Linked DNA regions of Homo sapiens: region 2 is linked to region 1. A link is an interaction called in ENCODE POLR2A ChIA-PET data of the cell type or tissue named here. Cell type or tissue: Caco-2. All regions are shown on one strand. Each heading gives the region's core, and the rest is flanking DNA. Links, peaks and the distances in the headings are about the cores only.

What was found. Peaks named below come from ENCODE experiments on the same cell type or tissue, not always from the same donor. Only the 100,000 strongest peaks of a DNase experiment are listed, where the experiment ranks them.
Region 2: POLR2A ChIA-PET joins it to region 1 with 13 read pairs; 5 of 35 experiments call an interaction of 5 or more read pairs at or near these places.

What each region holds. Positions count from the first base shown.
Region 1 is chr5:150,630,947-150,639,946 of GRCh38, reverse strand. It overlaps a transcript of SYNPO not described here. Among named protein-coding and RNA genes, the nearest start is that of SYNPO, 5.2 kb to the left of the region's middle. In Caco-2, for the core only: no CTCF peak of the experiment used is centred there; a DNase peak (open chromatin) is centred at 2,226.
Region 2 is chr5:150,488,342-150,499,081 of GRCh38, reverse strand. It overlaps a transcript of NDST1 not described here. Among named protein-coding and RNA genes, the nearest start is that of NDST1-AS1, 7.7 kb to the right of the region's middle. RefSeq lists a silencer at 261-555 and enhancers at 5,873-6,494, 9,072-9,251. In Caco-2, for the core only: no CTCF peak of the experiment used is centred there; no DNase peak of the experiment used is centred there.

The DNA of each region.
Region 1 (9,000 bases), core at 1-5,000:
AGGGCCAGTCACGTGGGCCATGCTGCCCCCTCCCAGTGTTTTGCTTTGTAGCAATGAGGGTCTGGGCCCTATTTTCCCCCAGAGACTGCAACGGCCTCGAGGGCAGGGGCCTCTACTGCTTCACTTCGGTATTCCTCCCTTGTCCCCACCACATCTTCCATTGGCACTTGCAGAATAAACATGAAATCTATGAGAATGACAAGAGCCAACATTTTGGGAGCACCAGATGCTGCCAAGCCAAGGGTTTAACATGCCTTTTTTCATTTAATCCTCACAGCAACTCATAGAGGAGGTTCCCTTATCCCCATTTTGTAGATAAGGAAGATGAGGCACACAGAAGCAGCTAACTCACCCCAGGTCTCACAGCTTAGCAAGGGGCCCCTGCGGTCTGACTGATCTCAAGCCTGGACGCCTTCCTTCTGAAGAGCTCCCCACAAAGCAAATTCACCTTCCTTACTCACCCATCCAGGCCCAGCCCAACGGCCACTTCTTGTAGGAAGCCCTCATCAATCCATTCAGACTCCTAGATCAGTGCTCCTCCCCTGTTCAACCTGGCCCAGAGGCCCCAGAGCAGGAACAGAGCTCAGAGGAAACGGCAGGTTGAGAAAACTCAGAAACCCAGGGGAAGGAGGCTGGGCCTGGCCAAACTTCTGGTTTCTCTCTGCTGGCAGTGGGTCGGGATCAGGGAGGGCAGAGATGGATGGGTAAGGGGAAGCTAAGATGAGGGCTCCACAGTCAGCGCAAGCCTGACCCATCTTCTATCCTTGCAGACCACAAGCCCTGCTCCCTGTTGGCTGACCAGGGCCCTGCCAAAGGCCAGGAGCCACAGCCTCTCTCTTGCCCATTCTACTGGGGTAATTATTAATCTATAATCAGTCAATTTTTAGAAACTTTGAGATGGTAACCCAGAGAGAGGCAAGCTGAGCCCCAGGTATACAGCAAACTGAAAAGGGAGGGCTCACAGAGAGGATCACAGGATCACAGCCCAGGCTTCCACCTCTCCAGTCCAACCCTGGTGAGCTAAGCCTGTGCTCACGAAGCCCCCTCCTGCTGTTTCACTCTCCCCAGCCCCAGCTCCCTGGAAGCCTTGGGAGTACAGAAAGAACCATCATACCCTGCCTTTCCAGAGAAAACACATAATCTAAAAGACAAAAAGGTGGCAAGCCAGGGCAGGGAAAGAGGTGGTTTCCCCTAAACAGTGCCTCTGCCAGGGTCAGGGCAGGGCCTAGGTCATCTGCGGGTCCCCTCCACTCTTCCCAGGGCCTGACACACTCTGGGCCCGCCACAAAGATGTGGTCCTTCCCCTTAGCCCTGTGCCAGCCTAGGGCCAGGACTGGTCTCTGTCCTCTGTAAATGTCCCCAGACTCAGCAGAAGCCATCACCCAGGAGGGGTTGAAACCATCACTGTGTTGATTAAATAAACTACTAAAGGACAAGCACTTCCAGAATCCAAAGCCTCCCCCTTCACATTTTGCTTCACCATTCATCCCTGGAGATGAATTTTAGATTTGTCTAAATCCAAGATTCATCTAGATTCTAGATCAAAGATCTAGAGGGTGGTTCCTGGGAGTGGGAGGAGAAGGAAGGAGAGAGCAACACGTTTGTGAGGGAAGGAGATGAAATCTCAAATCACTGTGTTAGACCTAAGGGGAAGAATGTTTCATGAAGTGAGGGGAGAACATACAACCTAAGAGAAAGATGAATTAGGATGAAGCAATCCAGGAAGTCTTCCTGGAGGAGGTGACATATGTCCTAGCTCTTGAAAGATGGAGATAAGGAAGCATTCTAAGCAATGATGATAGCTCAGCAGAGACTAGGAGGTTCAAGATAACCCCCACCCCACTCCCCTACCTACCCCCATACCCCAAATCAAGACCAGCTGAATAGAAAGGAAACTTTGATAGAGGAACACACCCACTGGGCTTGCCCAGAGGCCAGGGGTGAATGGGGAGGGCTAGGCACAGTTCCACAGGAGCTATGTACATTACCAGGCTCATGCCCGGAGACCAGAACCTGGGCCTCCGGGTGGGTTACATAACTGCCCCCAACTCCTTGGGCCACAGAGCCAGCTGGGACCCTCCGCCTCCACCTCTCCTGCCATCTGTCTCAGCAGCTTCCTTCTTATAGGAAAGGACGCCGTGCAGCCCAGCTGAAAGTGAAGGACAGCGCCCTGTGGTAAATTCCCCACATTCCTTCCTCACAGAAAAATAAATAACTCAAAGAAAAAACGCAGGAGGAACGATAATGACAAAGTCACCGCACATGGGGTAAACAACAGAGAGATGAGGTTTATCCCCAGGAGGCGTCATCACCAGCCTGGGGCTCTGGGACAGACAAACCTGCCCCCAACCCCTGCGGGTTCCCCAGACGGGGTCTCAGGCGCGCTCACAGCTGCCAAAGAAGGCGCTGGGAATCCCTCAGTCGTGGCAGGTGGTCACCGTGTGCAAACTCCTCAGGGGCCGGGTGCAATCATGTTCATTACTCAAGTTGCTGCTTACTGAGCACTTCTAATGTGCGAGGCATTCGGTTTCAGTGTTATCATTTTTCATCATGTTGTTTTATTTTATCCTCACAGGCTGTGAGTTAGGGAGTACCATTATTCCCATTTTACAGATGAGGAAACTGAGCCTCAAAAAGAAAGGTTTTGTGATTTGTCAAGGTTATTTGGCCAGTGAGTGGATTGTGGGTTTCCAGCCGGCCCCTCACTCCCGAATCCATTCAGCCTGCCCGCTCCTCCCACAGACAGCCCTCCTTTACCAAATCCAATCAGAGGTGCAGCCAGTTCTTCCCCCATCTATGGCTCAGCAAGGCATCCTATTCAAATTGCTGGGCTACCTTCAGTAAATCACTTCACCTCTCTGAGTCTCAACTTCATCATCAGTAAAACAGGGATAATAATATCTGCTTTGCAGAGTAGCTGCTGAGTAAATGAAATGCAGCAATGATTTCTAAAGTATAAAGCACTGTGCACACATTGGGGGGTGGTTAACTGTAGGCTTTTGCACACACCCACCTCTGCGTAACTCGACCAGGCTGGGGCTGTATCTGTCTCTCTCCCTGTCTTCACCACCCCTCTCTGGGTCTGGTCTCACTCTTCTGCTCATTATCAGACACAGTCCAACCCCATCCCCCTTCCCAACACCCCCCACCCCGCGTTCTCTCTGCACAGGGGATCCCCATGTCACTTCTAGCCAGAACCAGTTTTGAACCCCAGGCCCCCTCAGAGGAGGACACCATGGCTCTGGGGTGCTGGAGGCTGCTGACCCTGCCATGGCCCTCTCCTCTGCTGCCATTCACCAATTACCAGGCAGGTCTGGCCCCACTCCAACAGGAGGAGTCTCCTGCCAGGGAGAGGCTGAATCATGCAGTCCTGCCCTCCATGTTTCCCTCAAATTATAAAAGAAAAGAAGACTAGAAGTCAGGAGATTTGGTTCCAGGGTCTGTCCTGTCACAATTTGGGTGAGACACTGGGCTGATCCCTGACCCTCTTGGGGCCTCAGTGCATCCAATTTGTCCAAAGGAGGGATTGGACTGGACTGGTGGTTCCTAGAGTGTGGTGCCCCCACCACTAATGGAAGCAAAAAGGATTTTAGGTGGTACCTTGATATTTAAAATCTTAATAGTTATATACATTTCAAATGTGAATTGGAAAAGAGGTATAATGAACACACTTGTGATCTCAGGTATATTACTGCTTAAGGAGAGGCTAAAGTGGACATTTCACTAACAAAATTTAAAGAAAATATGTATAGGTGGTGCATGGATTCATTCATTCAACAAGTATTTATTACACACCAACTAAGGGCCAGGCACCGTTCACAGGCATGAAGGGAAACAGATTAAAATCTCTGCTTGCATTCGGGTAAGGGAACAAGATAATAAATACACAAGTAAGTCAGATGGTAAATGCTATAAAAAAATAAAGCAGGGACTGGAGATATATGGACTGTAAGGGGTGAGGAGTGATTTGCAAAGGTAGATATGATAACCAAAGCCATCCTCACTGAGAAGGCACATCTGAGCAAAGAACGGAAAAAGGTGAGAGAGTGAGGCATATGCTTGTCTAAGGCAACAGTGCAGGCAGAGGGAACAGCAAGTGCTAAGGTCCTGAGGCAGGCTCATACCTGGCAGGTTTAAGAATGATAGACATAATGTGGAGGTAGGACACGAATAAGAAAAGTGTGGGCTGGGTGCGGTGGCTCACACCTATAATCCCAGCACTTTGGGAGGCCGAGGCGGGCAGATCACTTGAGGTCAGGAGTTCAAGACCAGCCTGGCCAACATGGTGAAACCCCGTCTCTACAAAAAATATTTGCCAGGCATAGTAGCGCATGCATGTAATCCCAGCTATCTGAGGGGCTGAGGCAAGAGAATCACTTCAACCCAGGAGGTGGAGGTCACAGTGAGCCCAGATTGCGTCACTGCACTCCAGCCTGGGCAAGAGAGCAAGACTCTGTCTAAAAAAACCAAACAAACAAAAAAATGTTTTCTTTAATGGCCCTTCTCCTTCTGAGCTCTGCATTGCAACCATTTCCATACACACACACATACACCTGCAACATACACGCATTCTCAGTAGCCTCTTAATGCTGGAGAGGCTCCAGCCGGCAGCAGCACATCCTCCTCTGCACGTATGCCCACACACAGAGGTGCTGCTTGCTTCAAGCCTGTGCTACACACAGCAGAGCGTGCCCAGGCACGCATGCACACCCACAGAGGGGGCAGGACGTACACATAAATATGTGCACACTGAGCACCCGCAGGTACACGGGACTCGTGGAAGGCTGGCATGGATGGATGGGCATCAGGTACACACCTTGTGGGACGTATGTGTTTCCTTCCTGCCAGCCTGCCCCGTCTTCAGGTAACCGGGTTAGCAGACAACTCTTGCCTTGAGGGCACATGCTCCTGGAGAATGGACAATGCACCGATGGTATGGTTTCAAATTCACTTCTCCAGGATCTCTGCATCTCAGTCATAGTCTCCCTTTTCCAAGGGTACATTAAAATCTGCCACTTGATGCTCAAATGACCCAGGGGATCATGTGGCTGTGGAGAGTGTCCCCTTTGTGTGTGTGTGTGTGGTGTGTGTGTGTGTGTGTGTGTGTGTGTGTGTGTGTTTTAGACAGGGTCTCACTCTGTCACCCAGGCTGGCAGGCTGGAGTGCAGTGGTGCAATTACAGCTCATGGCAGTGACCTTCCAGGGACAAGTGACCCTCCTGCCTCAGCCTCCCAAGTAGCTGGGACTACAGGCATGCACCACCACACCCGGCTAATTTTAAAAAAATTTTTGTACAGACGAGGTCTCACTTTGTTGCCCAGGCTGGTCTCAAACTCCTGGGCTCAAGCAATCCTCCTGCCTTGGTCTCTCCAAGTGTTGGGATTACAAGCATAAGCCACTGTGCCCAGTCAAATGTCCCCTTTTCTATCCTTATTGCCATTAAATGGGATAAGCCATATGAAATGCCTACCATAGCACCATACACCTTAGCACCACCACCAGCATCCTCACGTGTCACCAAAGTCATCTCCACCTTCATTCCTCTAGGGCACTTGGAGGCAACTGAACAGTAGAGGGAAAGGACCAGGCCAGGAGCTGGAGATCTGGGTTTTAGCCTCAACCTGGTCTGCAATTCAATGTGAGGCCTCTGGCAAGTTCCTTCCCCTCTCTGGTCCAGATCAGAAACTTGCAGGTGCTTCAGAATCCCTCAGGGAATGTGGTCAAGATGCAGATTCCTGGGCTTTATCCTAGACCGGAGGAACCACAGAATATACACCTTAACAGGCTCCCGAAGGGGTTCTGTGTACAGCCAGGTTGGGAACCCACTGGGCTTTAGAGTCCATGATCTTATAACTAAGTGTGTAAGTTAGTGAACACAAGAAAATGTCTGGAATACAGACTTTCACACAGTAAGACTCCATAATGTTAATAAAAATACATTTAATAAAATATATTTATATAATTGTCTTTTTTTTAATTTTTATTTTAATAGAGGTGCGTTTTCACTATGTTTCCCAGGCTGGTCTTGAACTCCTGAGCTCAAGCAATCCTCCTACCTTGGCCTCCTAAAGTGCTGAGATTATAGGAATGAGCCACCGCACACAGCCTATGATAATTATATACGGTAATTTTATAGCATTCCTTGAATATGCACAACACTTTTATAGTTTTCCTAGCACTTTTCATCCATCAGAGATAGAGACAGAGCAAGGATTGTTACACCATTTTACAGACTAGAAAACTGAGGCAGAGAAAGGGCAAGGGACCTGCCCAGGATCTCACTGCACATGGTTCATTGGCTCCTAGCCAGAGCCATTGGCACAGCCTCATGAGGTGCCCCACCTCGGGGCCTTATCCTCTCATCCCATGTGATTTTGACTCCCAGCCCCCAGTGTAACTGTCCTACCACTCCAGGTTTATGAAAACTCTGAGCACACATGACTTCTCCATGCCTCTGGAGAACAGGACAACCTCAACCAGTTAATTTCCTTCCAGCCACAAGACCCCTCTCACTGGCAGTGCAGGGAGTTCCCAGAGCCCTAACGCTACACACTACCATCTGCTCTAAAATAGTTGTTTTATTCTAACTAATCTGAGTTCAACCTGATCACTAGCTATGGTGACCTTTAGCAAGCCTTATATGTGCGGAGCCTCAGTTTCCTCTAAAAGATTCTTAATTCCCACTCTGCTATGTTATTGCTCAGATCAGCTCTCACACAGGCAAAGGCCTGAAACCTATACTACTGCACATTAGCTCTCTGGCTAAAGTGTGAGCTCCTGGAAGGCAGGAACCCTGTTTCCCCCACCCATGCACCCACACCTACAGCATGTAATATGTGCTCAATAAATATATGCTGAATGCATGATGCAAGGAAATGATATGGCCAAAGCAGCTCTTTCCTAGTCCTAACTGACCATGGTATTTCATGAGTCATTTCCCAGGTCGAGGGGTAGGGACTCTGAGCAGGGACGATCAGGGCCAGAAGGAATGGTTTCTAGGTCCTGGGAAATTGCCCTCCCCTCTGCACATAGTGGACCACCTGCCATGGCTGTGATGAAGGCCACGCTAGGAGGGCGGTGTTCTGGGAGTCCCGAATGTAATCCTGTTGACTCACAAACATAAATAATGCACTAGTATGTTCTCTCCTCACCACCCTGTCACACTAAGAATAGCACCGGCTACTCTTTCAGGGATTCCAAGGGGAAGAGGGCAGGACAGCAAGATAGGGACAAGCAGGGAAAGACGTCACTGGGCTATGGACCATCAAGCACTCCTTCTCCAAACCCATAAAGCAGAGGAGCCTGGAGGGCAGAGCCGAAAGGGCCCTTAGAGGCCAACTGTCAGAAGCTCTCAGGGGGTGAGCAGATGGCACCTGCCCCTCCACCAGCCTGTTTTATCTTTTCCTCCTCCTGACGCCCATCCTAATAAAGCCTGTGCCTCTAACTTACCCCTCCACACTCCTCCCCCTCCTTGTTCATGGGATGAATAAATATACAGTGGGTGGGTGCCCTCTTATGTGTTTATATGTAAAGCTTTAGAGAAGGAAAAATATGCTATAGATTTTCATTTATCTTAAGTTTAAAAATAACTGACCTAGAATAGCGCTTCTCATAATTTAAAGTACATGGAAATTACTCAGGAATGTTGTCAAAATGCAGATTGTAATTCAGGAAGTCTGGGATGAGGAGGCCTGGGATTCTGCATTTCTAACAAGTTTCTGGGTGATGCTGATACTGCATCCATGGGCCATACACCGAGTGTAGAAAAATTAGAGTATTTATCTATAATAGAGATGGGGAAACTGATGCCCAGGGAGAAAAAGGGGTGTGCCCTAGAGCGTACAGCAGAGCTGGGCTCAGGATGCAAGCCTCCTGCCTGCCATCCCGGGGTTTTGGCTCCAGGGTTGGCTGGGGGTTGGTGCCTGGAATGGAACAGGGGACAGGCAGCCGTTACAGGCAGTGGAAGTAGGTCTGGGGCGGCCTTCATTCAGACACAAGCTGACCCTCCTTTGTCCACAGACTCCCACAGGGAATAAAAGGAAATAAGAACTCACCTGAACAGGGGCACTCAGCTTGAGTGACCGCAGCCTCCTGCCCAGGAACGCACTCTCACCAGCTTGCATCTGAGGCCTGCTGGGCCTCCATAACCCTCCTTGAAGAGATGGGGGAGAGAGGGCCCCAGACTCTGCATTTAGCCACCTCAAGAAGTGGCTGGGGGGGCATGAATGGGGTCTGTCGATAGCACTATCAGGGTGGACATCCAAGGGAAAGAGGAAAGGAAAGGAGCAAAGACCCACCTCCTAGATCAGCACCAGCATGCTCCTCTTTCCTATGATCCGCCTCAAGCCCCTTCGCAGGCTCCAGGCCCTGTACCACCAGCCCCACTGCCCTGACCCCTGCGCTGCAGCTCCCGTCGTGGTGCTTCACCTCCCAGCCTGCCAGGCTCCAGCCATGCTGACCCTCTTTCTAGTGCTCGGCCAGCCCAGCACTTTCTCCCCTCAGGGCCTCTGCACTGGCTGCTCCTTTTCCTAGAGCTCTTTCTTCCCTTGCCCCCTTGGCTGCACCTTTCTGACCACACTTCTCATCCTTCAGGTCTGTTCACAGGTCCCAAGGCCCTCAGAGGTCACATTCTCCTGCCACAACACTCTCTGCCTCTTCCCTAAACGCTCATCAGCTTTGTAATTCCATAAGGATTTGTTTTCACGTCAGTCTGCCTGTCCCCGCAGGGCAGGGACCTTGGCTATGTCCATGCCCCTGTGCCTCGGCCATAGCTGGGCCTGAATAAACATTTGTTGACTAAGTAAAAGAGCAAATGCATGAAACACTGCTCACATCATGACTGCAAAGCCTCCTGCCTTCATGCTCCCATGTGACCTCACTCACCCGGAGTTGTACAGGATTGGGATTTGCACAATTATCTGGGTACTGGCCTCTGCTCTGCTGCACCCTAGCTGAGTGGCCACTGCAGGTCACCTCTCTGAGTGGGGTCTCCTGCAGTGT
Region 2 (10,740 bases), core at 3,334-8,333, 140 kb after region 1:
GCTGAGGTACCTTGGAAGGCTTCCTGGAAGAGAAGGCATTGGTGCTGGGCTGCAAGGATGGAGAAGGCTCTTCTGGGGAAGGAATCCTGGATAGGGAGTGGGGTGTACCTCTAGAACTTCAGAGGCCATAGGCAGGAACATCCTGTCCCTACAACCTGGCAGGCTGGACCAAGAGCCCAAGTCATCTAGACTCCTGTGTTTCCTCCCCAAAAAGGAGGCATGAAGCAGGCATAGAGGTATCAGTTTAGTGCTGTCCCCAGGTAGCGGGAGGAGGGGCCGCCAGCCCAGCAAACCTCTGGACTAAACTAAATCAATTGGTGGCAGAATAGCAAGGGTCCAATTTCATCCCTGGAGCTTGAGGAACAGGTCAGCTAACGACAGCTCCGTGGGGGGAAGGGAGAGAAAGAGACAATGGAGGGACAAAAGGAGGTTGAGAATCGTGCCCTGCCTGGCCAGACCCGGCTGGTTACATAACCCTGCCTCAGGACAAAGCCAGGGAGGGCCTGGGCTAGGGAGTCCCAGAATGCAGAAAGGGTTTCCCCTACCTCCCCTGCCCACCCCTGCTCTCTAAGCTGGTCCTGCAGCTCCTAGAAAGCCCAGCACAGAGTGCGGAGCCAGGGGTGGAGACTAAGACCCCAGGATCAGACACTTACAAGATCACTCAGCAAATTCATAGCAGAGCTAGAACTACCAACAGCAAACTTTTACCAAATGATTACTTTGTACCAAGCACGAGGTAAGTCCTTTACAAACATTAACTTACCTAAAAGTCTAACTATAACACCATGAGATAAATACTGTTATTGCCATTTTACTGAGGAAGCACAGACAAAGTAACTTACCCAATGTCACACAGCTCCTAAGTGGAGGTGCCAGCTCAGAAGCCAACAGCCCGTCTCCAAGACCACACCCTGACCCAGGATGCTACACTGCCACCAGGCTACTTTCTATTTGCACCACGCTGCCACCATTTCTCAAGCCCGCAGTGCACACGGCCCCGTCAGCACTCCACAGGGACACCCAGCCTTCTGATGATCTGATGAAACCAACAAACTCTTTCTTCAGAAAAAGAAAACACAGAAATGCCTACAACTCACTGCACCTTTGGGGGCTCATGGACCCCTGCACTGGTGGGAATGGACAGGTCACGATCACAGGATACTCAAGAGACAGGAGGTAGCAGAGGGAGCCGACTCCCTCAGGTCCCCTGGGCCTCCTCATATCAGCTTTCATCCACAGGCGTGGGCATGGATCGGTGCTCAGGGCCTCGTCATCCCTTCGGGGCCGGGAGAACAGAATGAATCACGGCACACAATGGCCTGCGCCTCTGTATCCACTGGGTGTGACTCACAGCTCCCAGCTGCTGGGCAGACGGTGCACAGCTGGGCCTGGCATCTGGATGAGGGTGGCATTACCAGGTGTACCATCTCAGCCTTCTCCCCACCAGTGGGCTCATCTTGCCCAAGACCAGACCTGGCCTTATCCTATCCCCAGCAGCAATGAGCATTTTGAAGGGAACCCCTCATCAGTGACCGCCCAGCCCCCATGCCAGCCAGGTCCCAGGAGGTGGTAAGTCAAGATGGACAGCCTCTTGCAACACATAGGAAGATCCAAGACCTCGGCTGCCTCACTGTGTGACCTCAAGCAGGCCCCCCACCTCTCAGCCTCCATTTCACCAACTATAAAGTGAGGAGACTACTTGATCGAGTCCTTCCCAGCTCCAAAGCCCTGAATCTATAAAAACAGCACCTAATGGCCAGGCGTGGTAGCTCATGCCTGCAATCCCAGCACTTTGGGAGGCCAAAGCAGGCAGATCACCTGAGGTCAGGAGTTCGAGACCAGCCTGGTCAATATGGTGAAACCCCGTCTCTACTAAAAATACAAAAAAAATTTAGCTGGGTATGGTGGCACACACCAGTAATCCCAGCTATTCGGGAGGCCGAGGCAGGAGAATCGCTTGAACCCGGGAGATGGAGGCTGCAGTGAGCCAAGATCGCGCCACTGCACTCCAGCCTGGGCAACAGAGCAGACTCTGTCTCAAAAAAATATAAAAATTTAAAAAAACAAAAAAACAGCATCTGACAAGCTTCACAGAGTGCTGGGATCCTGCCTTCAGAAAGTTACACAAACATCCTTCAGAGAAACAAAAGTCAAACTTAAAGCCTGTATTTTTTTTTTCTAAGGATATCAAGAAGCCCTTTTTAACTTCCCTCATCCCACCTCCATTGTTCCAAATATCCTCTCAGGGCCCAGAAAATACATTTGGTTTCCGTCTGGGGTTTGGGCTTCTTGGTGCTCTTCCTCTTGGAAGTTGCCCCACCCCTTCTTGGCAGTGTCTTCACAAGGCACCTTCATCTCTACCCCCAGCACTGCTCTGGGCCACCCTGAGGGCGACAGCTACTCCGCCTGCCAAAGAAGGGGTGGGGTAGGGACAGGTTTTGGGAAACAAACCCCTTCCTGGTTGGAACTGAAACAATTCTGGATTCTGGCCTCAACAGTAATTCTGACCCCCTGTGTGGCCGTGGGTGAGTCCCTGCTCCACTAGGCCTCAATCCCCTAAATGTGAAGTGAAGGGGTTCCTGTGTCAGACAAAGACTGCCCACCCTTGGGCTCCTGGGCAGCAGCTTGGGGACACCGAGGCACGAAAAGACAGCAGAGTGGACAGTGGGCTCTGATCTTGAATCTCACATCCCCTCTTGTTAGAACCAAAGGAGATCTACTCTTTTTGCTGTTTGAGACAGGGTCTCACTATGTTGTCCAGGCTGGTCTTGAACTCCTGGGCTTAAGCAACCCTCCTACCTCAGCCTCCCGAGTAGCTGGGATTTCTGGCACATGCCACCATGCCCAGTTAGAGATCCACTTTCATCTCTCTGATTTGTTCTTTTGCCCTAGCAGTGGAACCTTGAACTCACTACTGAATCTCTGAGCCTCAGACAGCCCATCCACAAAACAGGAGAACAACAATGTCTGCAGTGGAAGCCCCAGCTTGGAGGCTGGAGCCCTAACCACCCCAACACAATCCCATCCACCTTCCTCCAAAGCATAATTCACTCATTTGACAAAATATATATTTGGGGACATCTTTAGAAAATCACCGTAAGTTGTGCCTATGATACAAACACTCCATGACAATCCCCTACTGCTCTCCTTCCAATGAGATCATGCCTTTAAGCACTCTATATATCTCCACAGAATTCTTAGATCTATCCTTTTATAGCTGTGTGGCCTCAGTATTTTCATCTATTAAGTGGGGACAGTAATAGTGATGATACTGCCTACCTATAGGATTGTCCTGGGGATTGCTTCTGATGAGGTGACATGGAAGTGCCCAGCAAGCATTTATAAGCTGTCAATAAATGTGAGCAGCAATTATGATCATCATCATTAAAATTATTAAGGCCGGGCACGGTGGCTCATGCCTGTAATCCCAGCACTTTGGGAGGCCGAGGCGGGCAGATCACTCGAGGTCAGGAGTTCGAGAACAGCCTGACCAAAGTGATGAAACCCCGTCTCTACTAAAAATACAAAAATTAGCCGGGCGTGGTAGCAGGCGCCTGTAATCCCAGCTACTCAAGAGGCTGAGACAGAAGAATTGCTTGAACCCGGGAGGCAGAGGTTGCAATGAGCCCAGATCGCGCCATTGCACTCTAGCCTGGGCAACAAAAGTGAAACTCCATCACAAAAAAAAATAAAAAATAAAAAAATAAAATTATTAGGCCGGGTGCAGTGGCTCACGCCTGTAATCCCAACACTTTGGGAGGCCGAGGCAGGTGGATCATGAGGTCAGGAGTTCAAGACCAGCCTGGCCAATATGGCAAAATGCTGTCTCTAGTAAAAATACAAAAATTAGCTGGGCGTGGTGGCGTGTGCCTGTAGTCCCGGCTACTCGGGAGGCTGAGACAGAAGAATCACTTGAACCCAGTAGGCAGAGGTTGCAGTGAGCTGAGATCGTGCCACTGCACTCTAGACTGAGTGACAGAGCAAGACTCCGTCTCAAAAAAAAAAAAAAAATTATTGAGGCCGGGCGCGGTAGCTCAGGCCTGTAATCCCAGCACTTTGGGAGGCCAAGGTAGGTGGATCACTTGAGGTCGGGAGTTCGAGACCAGCCTGGCCAACATGGTGAAACCCCGTCTCTACTAAAAATACAAAAATTAGCCAGGTGTGGTGGCACACATCTGTAATCTCAGCTACTTGGGAGGCTGAGGCAGGAGAATCGCTTGAACCTGAGAGGCAGAGGTTGTAGTGAGCCAAGATCACTGCATTCCAGCCTGGGCAACAGAGTGAGACTCTGAAAAAAAAAGGAAAGAAGAAAGAAAGAAAAGAAAGAAAAGAAAGAAAAGAAAAGAAAAGAAAAGAAAGAAAGAAAGAAAGAAAGAGAAAGGAAAAGAAAAGAAAAGAAAAGAAAAGAGAGAAAGAAAGAAAGAAAAAGAAATTATTGAGATGCTGACTGGGTGCGGTGGCTCATGCCTGTAATCCCAACACTTTGGGAGGCCAAGGTGGGAGGGTCGCTTGAGTTCAGTTGGATTCCAGCCTGCACAACATGGTAAAACCCCATCTCTACAAAAAATACACACAAATAAATAGCTGAGCGTGGTGGTGCACACCTATAGTCCCAGCTACTCAGGAGGCTGAAGTGGGAGGATCCTTTGAACCTGGGAGGCAGAGGTTGCCGTGAGCCAAGATCGCACCACTGCATTCCAGTCTCAGTGACAGAGTGAGACCCCGTCTCAAAAAAAAAAGGAAAAAAATTATTGAGATGCTTAAAACCACTGGATTGATAGCAGTTAAGGCCACTCAGCCCCCTCAGACTACATATGGCCATTGTAATCGCATATGTGTGCACCCACACCACACACACGTGTGCATATACACACCTAAGCACACTATACTTTTTTTTTTTTTGAGATGGAGTCTTGCTCTGTTGCCCAGGCTGGAGTGCAGTGGCAGAATCACGGCTCACTGCAACCTCCACCTCCCAGTTTCAAGCGATTCTCCTGTCTCAGCTTCCCAAGTAGCTGGGATTACAGGCACCCATCACCATGCCCAGCTAATTTTTGTATTTCAGTAGAGATGGGGTTTCACCATGTTGGCCAGGCTGGTCTCAAACTCCTGACCTCAGGTGATCCACCCGTTTTGGCCTCCCAAAGTGCTGAGATTACAGGCATGAGCCACCACGCCCGGCCCTAAGCACACTATTCTTTAAGGCAGAGCCCATGCTCTCTGCCCAACCCCTGCCCTGGCCCCAGCCCCAGAAGAGAGCTGCCATGTCTCTGGCACCCAGGCTTGCAACCCACAAAATCTCCCCTGCTCTTCCAGCTCCCCAATCCTGCCTTCCTCATGTTGCCCCAGCACTGGCTCCTATAATCATGTTGGGGTTCTGTTGTATCCCATCATTGTGTCACGAGATTGTTTCCTGGGGGATAGGGAGCTGTTACAAGATGGGGGCTCCTTGAAAACAGGGTGGTGAGAACCTGGGCTTTACTCTGGGTCCCCCACATCTGCTGGGTGACTGAATAGGCTGAAAACAAGAGAGCCCAAGGAAACAGGCATCAGTTTTTTTTTTTAATGATCTATCCTAGTATTTCTTAAAATTCAGCACGCGGCCAGGTGCGGTGGCTCATGCCTGCAATCCCAGCACTTTGGGAGGTCGAGGTGGGCAGATCACCTGAGGTCAGGAGTTCGAGACCAGCCTGGCCAACATGGTGGAACCCTGTCTCTATTAAAAATACAAAAATTAGCTGGGCATGGTGGCAGGCATCTGTAATCCCAGCTACTTGGGAGGCTGAGATGGGAGAATCACTTGAACCTGGGAGGCAGAGGTTGCAGTGAGCCGAGATCACACCATTGCACTCCAGCCTGGGCAGCAAGAACAAAACTTTGCCTCAAAAAAAAAAAAAAAAAAAAAAAAAAAAATTCAGCATGCATTAGAATCAGCGGGAAGGTTCTTAAAACAGATTGCTGAATCCCACCCTCCAGGATATCTAATTCAGCAGGTCCAGTATAGAGCTAGATAATCTGCACTTCTAACAAGTTCCCAGGTAACGCTGACGCTACTGATCCAGAACCCAACTTTCAGAACCACTGACTTAGCCTGCAGGTGGATCAGGAAGAGCTTCCATGAATAGATGGTGCTTACACTCACAGAAGCATTAGCAGGAGTTGCCCGGGCATAAGGAGAGGGGGAGGGAATGAATGCAGGCAGAGGATGCAGCATGAGTAAAGGCCCTGCTATGACAACACTCATTTCTCCTCATCTGGCCTCTGCCTGGGCAGGTCATACTTGCAAGGCTGGTGGTGTAAACCAGAGGTGGCTGCCGTGCAGCGATGACTATAGCAAACCTCCACCTAATGCCACCCTGGGACCTGCCCAGACAGGCCGATCCCTTGGACAGCCTAGGATGATAAAAATCCAAGCCCTCCCTCGTGGAGCCAGACCTCAGGTCTGAACGAGGCCATCCCCACCACTTCTTCATCACATGAGCTCCAGGATTCTGCTTCCACCTCCAGAAACAGGGAGCTCGCTCCCTGCAGACACAATCCCTTCCATCTTGGCTTGCTCTAATTTTTTTTTTAAGTCTCCTCATTACACTGAGTTGAAGTCAGCCTCTCCTGGCCCATCTACCCATTGGATTTGCCCTCCAGCACCTCACACAAGTCTACCTCCTCTGGCCAGAGCAACCCCTCAGAAAGCAGCGGGCCCTGACTGTAATCCCCTGGGACTAAACTTCTCCAGGCTGGCCACCTACCTCTCTAAGCCTTGCTTGCTACATCTGCTAAAAGGGAATAATAATAGTGCCTATCTCTCATTGCTGTTGTGAGGATTAAATGAACTCCTTAGTTAATAATATCAACTACAATAATAACGATAATTCACATAGATTGGGCTCACAGTGTGTTATCTTTCTAAATCCTGTCAGATGGGGATAATTATCATCCCCTTTGTACAGAGGAAGAGCTAAACAGCTTGCCCAAGGTCTCACACATAGGAAGCAGCCCAGCAGGGACCTGAACACAGGCCACCTGGCTCCAGAGCCTGGCTCTCAACCTTTGCTCTGTCTGGATCTTCTAGTCACCTGCCCCAAGACCAAGCCCATGTCACCTGTCTCTGCCGCCATCCTCTCCCCCTTCCCAGGCAAAGTGAGACTGGGTGGGAGGCCTCCAAAAGCTCCAGCCCATGCAGTCTGGGGTACGGGTCCCTGGTTACGAGGACAGCCACAGGGCCGCCAGCCCAGCGGGACCTTCTCAGCCAGCCCAATTTATCTGGTGTAATCTTTAGACATCCTTCAACATGGTCACCAGGGAGGAGATTGAGCCCATGGAACTTGAGCACCTTAGGCTTGATGACAGGAAGGAAGAAGAAAAACAGAGGCATAACAAAGAAAAGAAATCCTGTCCAGCTTCCTAGATGAAACCAGATGTTCCCACATACCATGCAAATTGCTCTATCTCTCCAGGCCTCAGTTTCCTCATCTGCACATGCCATCTCAGGCCATTAGGCAGAAAGTTCAGAAACTCAAATTCCAGGGATTCTTTCTCTCATCTCTAAAAGGACAGATCCCCTCTAGCTACAAACAATAATTATAACAACTGTTATCTTTGAACAGCTTCTACTTACTGCACACTTACTATGTCAAAGCACTGATTTCCTTAACCTCCCTAACAAAACAGAACTATTATTATCCCCATTGTGAAGTTGAGGAAACTGATGTCCAGGGAAATTTAGGTAATTTACCCTAGATCATGCAGCTAGTAGTAGCAGAATGGTGATTTGAACCCAGGACTTTTGATTCCACTCTACAACACTGCCCACCCCCATTGGAAAGCGGTCATGTGCAGCCCCTGCCTCCAGAGTACAGAGCCTAGAGGAGATAAGACTTGTCTTTAGGAAGCTAGAGTTCAAAGCTAAGAGCTGAAGGGCCCATGAGAGGTCCAGGTAACAGGTTCTACACATGTAAAGGAGGGAGCAGGCAATGCCAGCTCTGGAGAATTAGGGATGGCTACATGGAAGAGGTGACCCTGGAGCTGTGTACTGGTAGGGAGGATTTTAGGGTGAGCAAGGGGAAGTGACTGGAGTGCAGCATTTTCACCATGAGCAGATTTGTAGAGGTAGGAGGGGCCAGGAGCACAGCCAGAGAGAGGGAAAGAGGCCAGTTCTGCTTGAGAGTTGAGGGGGAGTGGGAGAGGGGGCCCTGCAGTCACACAGCAGGCACTTCCCATACATTGCCCTCAAATAAACAAATGCTCATTCGTCATGCACATTTTAAAATTAGATTAATCCAATCTGTATTCAAGAAACAAGGTGAGTAGAAATAAAAGGGCCAGGAGGCAACTTAGCACAAACTCTCCTCCATCTAGATAAGGATTTTGATGGCAAATTGGCTTTAGCCCTGAGGCCGCAGGGTCCAGGACCGCTGCCCCCAAACATCCACCTCTTCCACTGAGCTCCACACCTCCAAGACAGAAGCTGTGAGGCAGAGCTTTGTAAGAGCCCCACAGACAGAGAAAGCAACTTTGCTGGTGACCCCCAGAAACCAAGAGAGCCTCCTTTAACCTCCACTGCAGGGAAGGAGGGGAACAACCCCCGCCTGCGTCTTCACTTTCAAATCCACAAACTCACCAGCCCTTTTGCCCTAAGCCCTACTGATTCAGCCTGATTCATGATTTAGCCTTATTTCTTCACAGGTGAGGAAAAAGAGACTGACCCCATTTCACAGATGAGAAATGGAAGCAGAGGGTTCAAATCCTCTGTGAAAGTACAGTCCTTAGCCCAGCTCTGGCCACTGCTCCAGACATCCCCAAGGGGCCCCTTGACAGTCAGCTGGGCTGAGTGTATTCCAAACGGCAAGGACTCTCCCAGTGGAGCTCTGCAGGCCAGGCCATATGGAACTCCCCAGGACGTGCAGGAAGGGCAGCTCCAAAGCTATGAGAAAACAGAGGGTGGAGGTGGGCCAGGCACCATCCAAATGCTGAGATTCTTGGGTGAAAAGGGAACTGAGAGTGGCCACCCAGGCCTGCCCCTGCTGATGCATCCTCCTGCCGCCTCTGCAGCTCTCCAGGCTCTTTGCATACCTTCAGCCATGCTGTTCTCGCCTTCTTTCTGGGCAGCTTACTTCCGGACTAGCTTCCTTGGAGCTGTCACCCTTGTTGCTTTCTCCATCCTCAGGAACCCTGAAGGACAAGACTATGCCCCCTACCTGTAGAGGGCCTTTCAGGGATTTGAAAGCAGTAATATTGCCCCTTAAGGGTTATTCCCCAAACCTTAAAACCACCTGTGACGACCCCAAATGCCAAGACAGCTACAAAGTCCTGCAGCTTCCCCCTCCTTCCCTGTCAGTCCGCTGCCTGAGTCAGCCTGTGGTCAGCTTTCTGCAGGACCATGATGAGCGCAATCTCTGGCCTGGTCTTAACTCTGCCAGTCTTGCTCCCATCTTTGGTCAAAAGACCCCTGAGAAGCAACACAGTAAGGCAGAAATAGTTCAGGCCTGGGTTCAAATTCCAGCTCTATAAGTGACTCCACCCCTCTGAGCCTCTATTTCCTCATCTGAAAATGGGGCAGGGATAGGGGACCAGCAGCAGCAGCTACTTTGCAGAGTATTGTGATATTTCAATGGGGTGTCTGTAAAGAGCCTGGCATGGTGCCTGACACAAGGCACAGGAACAGGCATCGAGTCAATGAGCTACTTACAACCCTCTGTCCTCTCTATAGGCTACAGAATAAAATCCAAACTCCTGAGCAGGGCACTGCAGGCTCCCCATGACCTAATCTTGTCTCCTATTGTCCCATTTCCCGCAGTCTGCACCCTCGAAAACACTTCCTCCTCCAGGAGGCCTTGCTGACATTAATAAGCAGAAAGCGTTTCCTTCCACTGACCTTCCAAAACCCATCTATAACTGATCAGATCCTGCCCCATAGCCATCATTTGAATCCTTGTCTTCTGTCCTCCATCAGAACAGCCTCTCCTGAATCCAGCAGGACTGCACCCCATTTCATGTCCCCTGTCACCCTCAGCCACAGACATTTTCCATACACATTTCACAAATTACCCTAATGTTCCATTTCAAGTAAAGAATGTCCAAGTCCTCCAAACAGTCCAGATATTTCAAGCCATACTCAAATCCAAATTCCAGGCCAGTAGAAGTCGGCCCAGCCTCCAGAGACTTGCAGGCCTGGCTTTGGTCCCAAAGCATGGAAGGGCGGCCAAAGCACAGCCAAGCAGGTCCAAAGCCTAGGGCAGAGAGAGCTCTGGGCTGCCTAGACCAGAGCCCATTTGTGAGTTTGTCAGACGCCAACCCCCAGCCTATGATCTTAAATTCTTGACCACATCCTCAACTTGTGATTACAAAACTGTTCGTCGCATACCTCCTTGCGACAGGAGGCTCACTATCCATGTTCTCTTGCTTGCTGGGGCCCTCCCTTTACTTGTTGATTCCCCCAGAGGCCTTTCCTCTTGCTCTGACCACAATGACAAGGACAGTCTGACCATATGACGAGTCAGCCTTCCAACTCCTCCATTCAATGCCCTGCTTTTCTGAGTCCCCTCAATGTCCAGCAAAGCAACGGAATTTCCACATTTATTCCTACAAGCTGAACTATCAGCCCAGGAGGGCCCCCTATTTCCAGGGCCCTCAAAAAGCCTACAAACCCTGCAAAACCCAGACACAGTGCTGGAACACCCCTCGGAGCAGGCTGAAATGCACAAACTTTCCTTCCCCAAGAACTTCTCTCATTATCTACCCCCA